Regions from separate parts of the Mus musculus genome. Here region 1 is linked to region 2. The links are chromatin contacts, found by Hi-C or POLR2A ChIA-PET in ENCODE. All regions are on one chromosome and are shown on one strand. Each heading gives the region's core, a stretch centred on a gene start or an enhancer-like site at or near the end of the contact. The rest is flanking DNA. Distances are from core to core; before and after follow the strand shown. Region 1 holds the start of B230217O12Rik (RIKEN cDNA B230217O12 gene). Region 2 overlaps Ablim1 (actin-binding LIM protein 1).

Region 1 (4,365 bases), core at 1,795-4,294, 280 kb before region 2:
AAAGGATAGGTACTAAGATGGCCTAGCAGTCAAAAGCAGTTGCTGGTGTCTGTCTGCCTGAGTTTGATTTCCCAGGACCGGCACCCGTGAGAGAGAAAAACTGACTCCCGAAAGATGTCCTCAGACTTCCGCCTGATCATGTGCTTGTGATCACACATGAACATGTACGCTGGTACACACGCATGCACAAAAGGACACGCATGCTGAAAAAGTCAGAGTAGAAGACTATGGGACAGCCCTTACCTATCATTCACCAAGCCCTGGGTGAAACCCCCTGTACCAGAAACTAAACAGAAAACAAAGCATGAGCCTATAACCCCAGCTCTTGGGGGTGTGGGGGCAGGAAGATCAGGAGTTCAAGGTCATCTTTGGCTGCACAGCAAGTCAAAAGATGTGAGAGGCCTTGACTCAAGAATAAAACAAACACAAAACTCAAACACCTCATCTCGATGAATCTATATCTGGTCAACTTTAAAAACCACTGCAGGCTGACCTGACTGACTACCAACACTCAGACGCTGCTGACAATACAAAAGGCTAGGACCCCAACAGAAAACAGAAACAGAACAAAAAAGAGGTCGGGTCACCTGCAGGCCTGGGGCTCCCTCCCAAGTCTGCAGTACCCGGAGGATTCTGTTCCTTAGTGTGCTGGGTCAGGATGTAAAAGGTTAGAGAAAAAGCCAACAAATTAAGGAGCAGGAAGACTTGTTTATAGACAAAAGCAAGCAAAACAGTCAGGGAGGTGAGTAACCGAGGAACTAATCTTGGGTTATGAAAAACATTCTTCAGCTACCAGACGATGGCTTGTTTATCATTGTCTGGGGGAGTTCTTTCCCAGGATAGCGTTGAAGGGGCGAATAAAAAAAAAAATTCTTCAAGGGATGAGGGACCAAATCTATAAGATCTTAAGTTCAGGGCCAGCCTGGACTACATGCGACCCCTCCTAAGAGCAAAGCAGAGCCAATCACATTATCAGGAGCAGTCCTTTCTCTTGGCAAAGCGTGTGGGTGGCTGTAACACAGCTTAGAAACCAGCATGGAGCAAATGAACTTGACATTTCCACAGGCCAGACATTTATTCCTGGGACTGGGTGAACATAGTGAGCTCCTCCCTCCTCACGGCAGGATGGGGAAACTGGATACTACAGAGCCAGAGGCTCACGCAGGTAATTTGATAGATGCTAATGATACACGTAATTATAAAAAAAAGAGTACCAAAACAGAAAACACAGGCCTTGGGACCAAACTGAGTCTATAAACCAAAAATCCTAGCCAGGCTTAGAGACATGCCTAGAATTTAAGTACTCCAGAGGCTAAGGTAGAAGTTCGAGGCCAGTCTGAGCAGAGCTCAATGAGTTCAAGGCCACCTTGGGGCACTGGGCAATTCTCTATCTCAAAAATAAATAAATAAATAAATAAATAAATAAAATAAAATCCAGTGGGAGTGTTTTTATCTAGAACACGGCAGGCCCCAGGGTTTCATCCATATAATTTATTCATAGTTATCTTTTAGTTATCATTATATCAAGCAATGTTGAACTTTAAAAGTTTGATGACTCTTTATAGTCTGAAGTATAATACAAAATATCAATATAAGTGTTGTTAAAAGTTTTAAAAATTATTTTACCAATGCTGTTGCACACTGACTCCATATTAAGCAAGAAAAGTAGAATTGGCATCTTAGAGTGCAGTTCTCTACCCCATGTGTCAACACTGCTCCTCAGGCAACCCCATTTCTTTCTTGTTTGATGTGCCACCAAGCGAAACCCAAATTCCACGAAGTATGTAAAAAGCAATTGTGTTAAAATTTTGTCTCCATATCTGAAACTCACAACTCTAATTTTCTTAGCTGACCCTAAAAACCACCGTGGTATTTTGTCATCTTTTTACTTTTCTTTAGAAAGTCATGTGAATTTGAAAGTGCTACTATTAGGCCATTCTCAATATGCAAAGAAAATGCCATTAAAAAAAAAAAAACACAGTAACTTTCTTCACATAGGATGATACTCAGTCCAAAATTAGCTAGTAAAATAAAGCAAAGGGTCGCGTTTAGCACCGACAAGAAAAGCATTCTCTTCCTAGGTTTTTGGGTGCTGTACGTTTGGCGGTTTGAGTTCTGTCCCCCCGGTGCTGTTTAGGACCAGGCTCACAGTACAGCGGTTGCAGGCTGCGCCAAGAGCCTCCAGGAAGCGCATTACAGACAAGAAAAGGGAAACAGATGGTGTGAGCTGGGCGATCGCGGACCCGCAAACTCCCGCAGATCGATCACCGAGGTCCGGCCGAGGTGGGCCGCTGGGCCCGAGCTGGCAGAGCCGGTACCGGTGTGGACCGGGCCCCAGGGTCCCCGCCGCTCCTCTCTCACCCGTACCAAAGCAAAAGCAAGCCCTGCCCACCAGCACCGCCGTTCTTTTGTCTTGCGCGGCGCTGGCCACGTAGCCCCGGAGGTTAACGGCCAGGAGGCCTCGGGAGCCGCCCGGTCCCCGGCTGGAGAGCAGAGGCCCCGGGGGTGCCCAGGCCTCGCCGCAGCCTCCCTCCCCGCGCCTCGCAGCCCCCCGCACCCCAATCGGACTCACCGCCTCCACGGCATGCTGCAGGATGGACGTAAGCTTGGAGAACATCCTGTCCCGGGACTGCAGCAGCTTCTCCCGGGACGACCTGGAGAGCTCCTCGATGCGCCGCCGCCGCCCCTGCTGCGGCTGCCCGGGCCGCTCCAGAGTGAAGGCCGGTGCGGGCGGGCCCGGGCGGGGAGCGGAGGGCGGAGGCCGGGCGGGAGGCGCGGCGGCTCTGATCGGAGGACGCGGGGCCGCGGCGGGCGGCTCCGAGGTCGTTCGGCTGCAATCGGGGCACCGCGGAGCTCAGCGGCGGCGACGCGGACACGGTGGCAGGAGCTCGGGCTCTTCCGGCTGCCGTGCCCGCCGCGGCCTGCAGGGGACGCTGATGCGGCCCGGGGAAGCCCAGGTCTCCGCTGCCGGCGTCGCTGGACGCGGGGCGGGGCGCGCAGAGGCCAGGGCGGGGAGGGCGGGGCCAGCAGGGAGGGCGGGGCCGACTTGAGGGCGGGGCCGATGGGGAGAGCAGGGCGGGCGGGGTCGGCGGGGCGCTGAAAGGCTGAGGCCAGGAGGGAGGGCGGGCCTGGCGTGGCGCACCCGGCGGTGCTGGCACTCGTCTCTCGGTGACCAGAGAGCAGTGTGAGGATTTGGCAGCGACGTGTTGACGCTGCGCTTGCGTACCATACGTAGGGCAAGACTGGAAGGCCGCTGGGAAAATACCAGCATCCCGAACGCAAAAAACGGACAGCGGGTCCACGTGCTAGGGATTCGACCGCATCCAATGCAGGTGGGAAGATCCCGCTAGACTAAAATAGCTTATCCTTATCAAAACCCGGAAATGCCAAATGGACACGTGGGATGAGGGTTCGGTTAAATAACGCAGGATGGTGGCCTACAAGGTTTCAGTGTGTTTCTGGAAAAGGAAATAATATTCAGGATGCCTAACACCGATGAGTGAAGCCTCAAGTTAATGAGCCCTGGGCTGGAGGCTTCCTAAAACACTATGCAAATGTGTATTAAACAAGGCGTAGAGGAAACACTGACCATTTTAAGATGGTTGATGCAACTTCTGAAAATCTGAAGAACTTTGTTTCAAGCTGGTATTAGCATTTCACGAAAAGGATCGGGGAGTTCTGCATTAGGGTGAAGTAGATTTCTCATTAACATGGATGAAAAATACCTATTGATAGTATAATTCGTTGAGCAGAGGGCAGAAGAGGGCGCCGCAACTCTGAGCAGGGTTGAGAAGCCTGTTTGGATCCAGCTCTGCCATTCTGGGCCGTGAGGTTACCAATGTAGCAGTGAAGAAAGCCGGGGATCACAGGCTCTCCTCCTTGTTATAACATTAGTAACAACACAAGAGGAGAGGAAACCAAGAGAGAAGGTAAGGGGAGACTCGAGTCTTTCTCATGCTTTGGTTGTTTGCTTCTGCTATGCTCAAAAGCAGGTAAGCATAGCCTTGCTTTCTGTAAACTAAAACGCTGGCAACATCCTCTGTTATTTGTTGGACATTGAGCTGTGTTCCTTGCCACGTTCAAGGTCCTTGTTCCTGCTCCATCCTAGAGCACACAATGTTTGTTGTTATTATTCATACTACTTATGAGGTTTGGTCAGTTTATCAACCATAATAATTTTCCTGGCTAATTACATGGCAGTTTGTATTTTCACAATGTCCTGCAGCCACAACTTGTGTAGGGAGTGATGTTTAGGCGGGCTACAAGTTGTGTGTGATGGATATTTAACTTTGCATACTTATTATAAGCACAATAAAATATATGTTTGGCTATGGGTTAATATCAATACTCAATGATTTATCTGCC
Region 2 (3,853 bases), core at 1,205-3,704:
TGTCCTGTCTGGTGCCTTCTGCTTAGTAGAACCTCCCAGAGAATGCTTCTCCTGACCTGCCCATGACCCTTTGGTTCTCCATATCCACATTTAGAGATTTCCTGTGCTTTATAGTTAGAGTGTGAGCCGATGTTAATATTGAAGGGACCTGCATGTCTGTCTGGTTTTTGTTTGACCTACCCCCTTTCTCCTTCTTCTCCCCACCCCCCCTTCTCCTCCTCTTCTGTGTCAATGATGCGAAGTAGAAATGATTATTCGATAGAGATTGAAATATTATTCTGCTGTAGAATATATTTCCTTGTCTTTGATAGTATTTTAGCTCAGCAGAAAATATTATTCATGAGTTAATTTGGCGACTTCTGGTATACAGAGGTTGCTGCTTGGGAGTCAAAGTTGAGAAGATGCTGTACAGATACAAAGACTGGTGTGGCTTCTGAGACTCTGAGGTGCCAGTCACTAACGAGCCAGTAATTTCACTAGTTTGAGTCTTTCCAAGTGATCTGTGTTCTTCAGACCCTCCATGTCTGAAGAAATACATGTGTGGACACAGAATTGACATATCATCCTTTCCTGTGGTCGTACATGTATATGATACCTGTTATGTATGCATCCAGTCTTACACAATCATAGCACAGGGGCTGAAGTTTCAAGATAAGGACTTTAAGCTTTTTTAAAAAATGGAACAGAGTTTATTTAGGGCATGGGGAGGGGAATTGAGGATGGAGTAGAGATAGAGAAAGGCAGAGAGAGGGAGAGGGGACAGGGGACAGGTTGGGGGAGGGGGAAGGGGAGTGGACAGAGTAGAGAGGGGAGAGGAGAGGCCAGCCAGGAACATGTAGAGAGAGAGGGGAGAGGGGAATAGGGAAGAGAAGAAGGGACAGAGAGGGTGAGAGTAGGAGAGTAAGAGCATAAGAGAGACTTCCAGCTTTTTAATTCTTTGATACCTGTGTCACCCATGAAGGTTCTTCGAAGTCTGAGAAAGGGAGATCTTAGAAGCAGGAACAGAAAATCCACCTCGGTCATTACTTGACTCATTGAAGCCAAAGGATTTTGTTCCTGTTACTTAATTAAAAAGTTGAAAGATTTATAAACTAAGTTTAACAACGTTGCCAGTTGATCTGATTTCTCCTCTAAGTGTGGGCAACTATAGAAATAGAAGAATGAGGGGTGAGAGGCGCCTCAGTGGTTAAGAGCACTATTTGCTCTTCCAGAGGTCCCAAGTTCGATTCCTAGCAACCACATAGTGGCTTACAATCATCTGCAAAAGAATCGGATGCCCTCTTCTGGTGTGTCTGAAGACAGCGACAGTGTACTCACATATATAAAATAAAATAAATAATCCTAAAAAAAAAAAAAAAATGAAAGCTTCAGTAGGTTTTACACCTGGACCTGGGCCATTGAGTTTGACTCTACTTCTCTTCATTAAGTGGCTTGGGTGTTTTGATGGTTACTTATGTAAACATGGCTTTAATTCTAAGATCAAGTAGAACCAGTAGTAAGGACTCAGGTCTCAGGTGTTACTTTTTAAAGAACAATGATTTATGTTTTAAAAAGAAAGACAATGTAACCCTATTAAAAGGGAAACATCTCTTGTGTGAGGCTGCTCTCAGACTCCATTCTGTGGCCCTCCATTGTGCCCTGTGTACAGCAAGTTCAGAACTCACTCAAAGGGTAGAGTTGACTTCACGGTCAGAGGTCACATGTGGGACCCTGTGCTGGGGAGGGAGGGGTCTGTGGAAAGTCTGCTTAACAGGACTGTGCCTTCTTTCCATTTCCTCTATTCCCACAGTTCATTCTGTCTTTCCAGGTTCTACCGTGTGGCATCCCGACTGTAAGCAGTCCACTAAGACAGAGGAGAAGCTGCGGGTAAGGAAGGGGTCAGAATGGGATGCTCTGGAGGTCACCACTGTGTGCTCACTAGTTCCTGGGCTTTGGGGAAGTGCTTCTCATGGGCTCTTTTTTTTTTTTTTTTTTTTTTTTTTTTTTTCCTTTATAGAAAACCTGAGGCCAAAGTCCAAATGGCCAACTAAGAGGGTTCCCTCCCACCATAAATATGTTCTATTGTTGTTCTTAAGCTTGTGTTGGACTCTGTTGGCCTTATCTTGGCAGTCAGTGACTTAGGAAAGTACCCAAAAGTCGTACAGCTAGGGGAAAATGATTCATCAAGTAGCCATGGTAACCCTCTTGGCTTAAACCACCATGCACTGTTTTGCCCCAGACTCTGTAACTATTGCTTAGCTCTGGTGTGTTTTGCTCATTTCTGAAATCCAAATTCAAAAGAGCAGCCTCTAGCTCCAAAGGATACAAGTCACTCAGGCATAAAACCTTATGCTTATGGCAAGGATAATGCTGCCATCAGCTCTATGATTGGTCAGTCCTCAGAGCCGTCCTAGAGGGCAGAGTTCCACTTCCGGAGTTGTAAAGCCCAGACTCTAACCTAGAGCCTGGCCTTGGTCCAGATTTTCACGCAGGGCTGACTTTTCCTCACAGTGATAATCAGGCTTGATCCCAGCCCCTCTGTTAAGAGTCCCAGGGGAAGGAAAATGGAGTCTGACTTTAATCTTCTTGCTGTCCCAAGGAAAGAATGGTTTAGATTTATTTTTGAGCTGGACTCAAGACTCATGAACCCCCTGGGCCTACCCTTAGGCGGCGCCCATCAAAGGAACAGTTAGTGGATTTTTCAGGTCCCTTCGCTGCCCCCTCTGGACTTGTAGGCCCTGTTTTCTTATCTCCTTTTGACTCTCATCACTGGCATACATGCATGCACGGGAGCCTTTACTTTGTATTTTGTTATTAGCGGCAGGCTTTACGTAGAGGAAAGAGAAAATCTCGGAATAATTGAGGGCCAGGGGAAAGCAGAGGGATGTGCCTGCCGATATCGGAACGGTTTTCCCTGCTTCTGACATGCAGCTTCAGTATACACACACACACACACACACACACACGCACACACACACGCACACACAGCTAATAACTAATGGCCCCCTAAGTCCATTCATCCACCAGGTAGACTGAGCTTGGAATTTGGAGGAAGCACGGGTATTCAAGCAACAGGCTACCTTCCCAGAGCGTTGGCACTGGTGCCTGTGGACACTTTGTTCCAGGGATATAAAACTGCACTGGGGCTCCTGCCCAAAAACCACCCAAGGAGCCAGGCATCCATCCATCCCACCTCTACAGGGTGGCTTTTGTTTTCGAAAGAATCCCGCATCCCCCACCCCCCCTTTTTCAAAAAACTTCATCCCTGATGAAGTCTTTGTGCGGAATGGAGAGGAATGTTAATGAGGCCAGACGGAATGGGCCAGGCATATTTTCTCTGTAAGGATAGCTGCAGTTTGCAGAGCCTCTCCCTAAAATGATCAGAAAACAAAGCAAACCCTTGAACACATCTCCACGGAACTCTCTAGGGAAGCTTATGGAAAAAAATGAATAAAAGATTTCACTGGCTCTGGCCAAGAGGAATGGTCTTCCTTTGTTTTGTCCCTTCCGTAAGCTTTGCAGAAAATTGCAGTGCTTTTCTCTCCGTGATGCCCTCCCTGGGAGGCAGGCTGGCTCGAAGTCACCATCATCCATAGGAAGGGGCTGGCCTCACCTGAGGGAAGTGGCTCCGGCCCAGAGTTGGGGTATAGGCTGATGCTGGTGAGGCTTAGAGTGGGGTACATTTTCAACAGAGGAATTAATCTGGAGTGCCTGAAGGGTGTGTCTACGCACACTTCTTGAGCCAAGATTTCCTGGCCTTTTAATCACATGTCAAATTAGAGCAGTTTCCATAGCAAAATGAAAATGTTTGAAGACTCTGAGCAATGCCAGAGTGAGCCATGTTCTTGATATTTAAGAACTCACTCACAGGGCG

What was found. A loop is a pair of places that touch in the nucleus more often than their neighbours do. ChIA-PET counts read pairs that join two places held with the same protein, here RNA polymerase II (POLR2A).
Region 1: a loop to region 2 is called in a map of T-helper 1 cell, with 3 times the contacts of the local background. The contact joins the promoter of B230217O12Rik here to the enhancer-like site in region 2. A Hi-C loop is called at or near these places in 1 of 37 maps with a recorded cell type or tissue (T-helper 1 cell). POLR2A ChIA-PET finds 5 or more read pairs at or near these places in 1 of 5 experiments (Patski).

What each region holds. Positions count from the first base shown.
Region 1 is chr19:57,359,578-57,363,942 of GRCm38, reverse strand. It overlaps B230217O12Rik (RIKEN cDNA B230217O12 gene), which reads left to right and starts at 3,044. Exons shown (of 3, transcript NR_040316.1): 1 at 3,044-3,929. Fam160b1 (family with sequence similarity 160, member B1) reads right to left here and starts at 2,934. Exons shown (of 17, transcript NM_145505.4): 1 at 2,573-2,934. The coding sequence starts at 2,617.
Region 2 is chr19:57,077,826-57,081,678 of GRCm38, reverse strand. Ablim1 (actin-binding LIM protein 1) reads left to right here. Exons shown (of 26, transcript NM_178688.4): 8 at 1,808-1,866. Among named protein-coding and RNA genes, the nearest start is that of Afap1l2, 71 kb to the right of the region's middle. Within about 2 kb of position 2,454, at least 2 of the 3 ENCODE cell types and tissues checked have a DNase peak (open chromatin) inside an H3K27ac peak, as active enhancers do.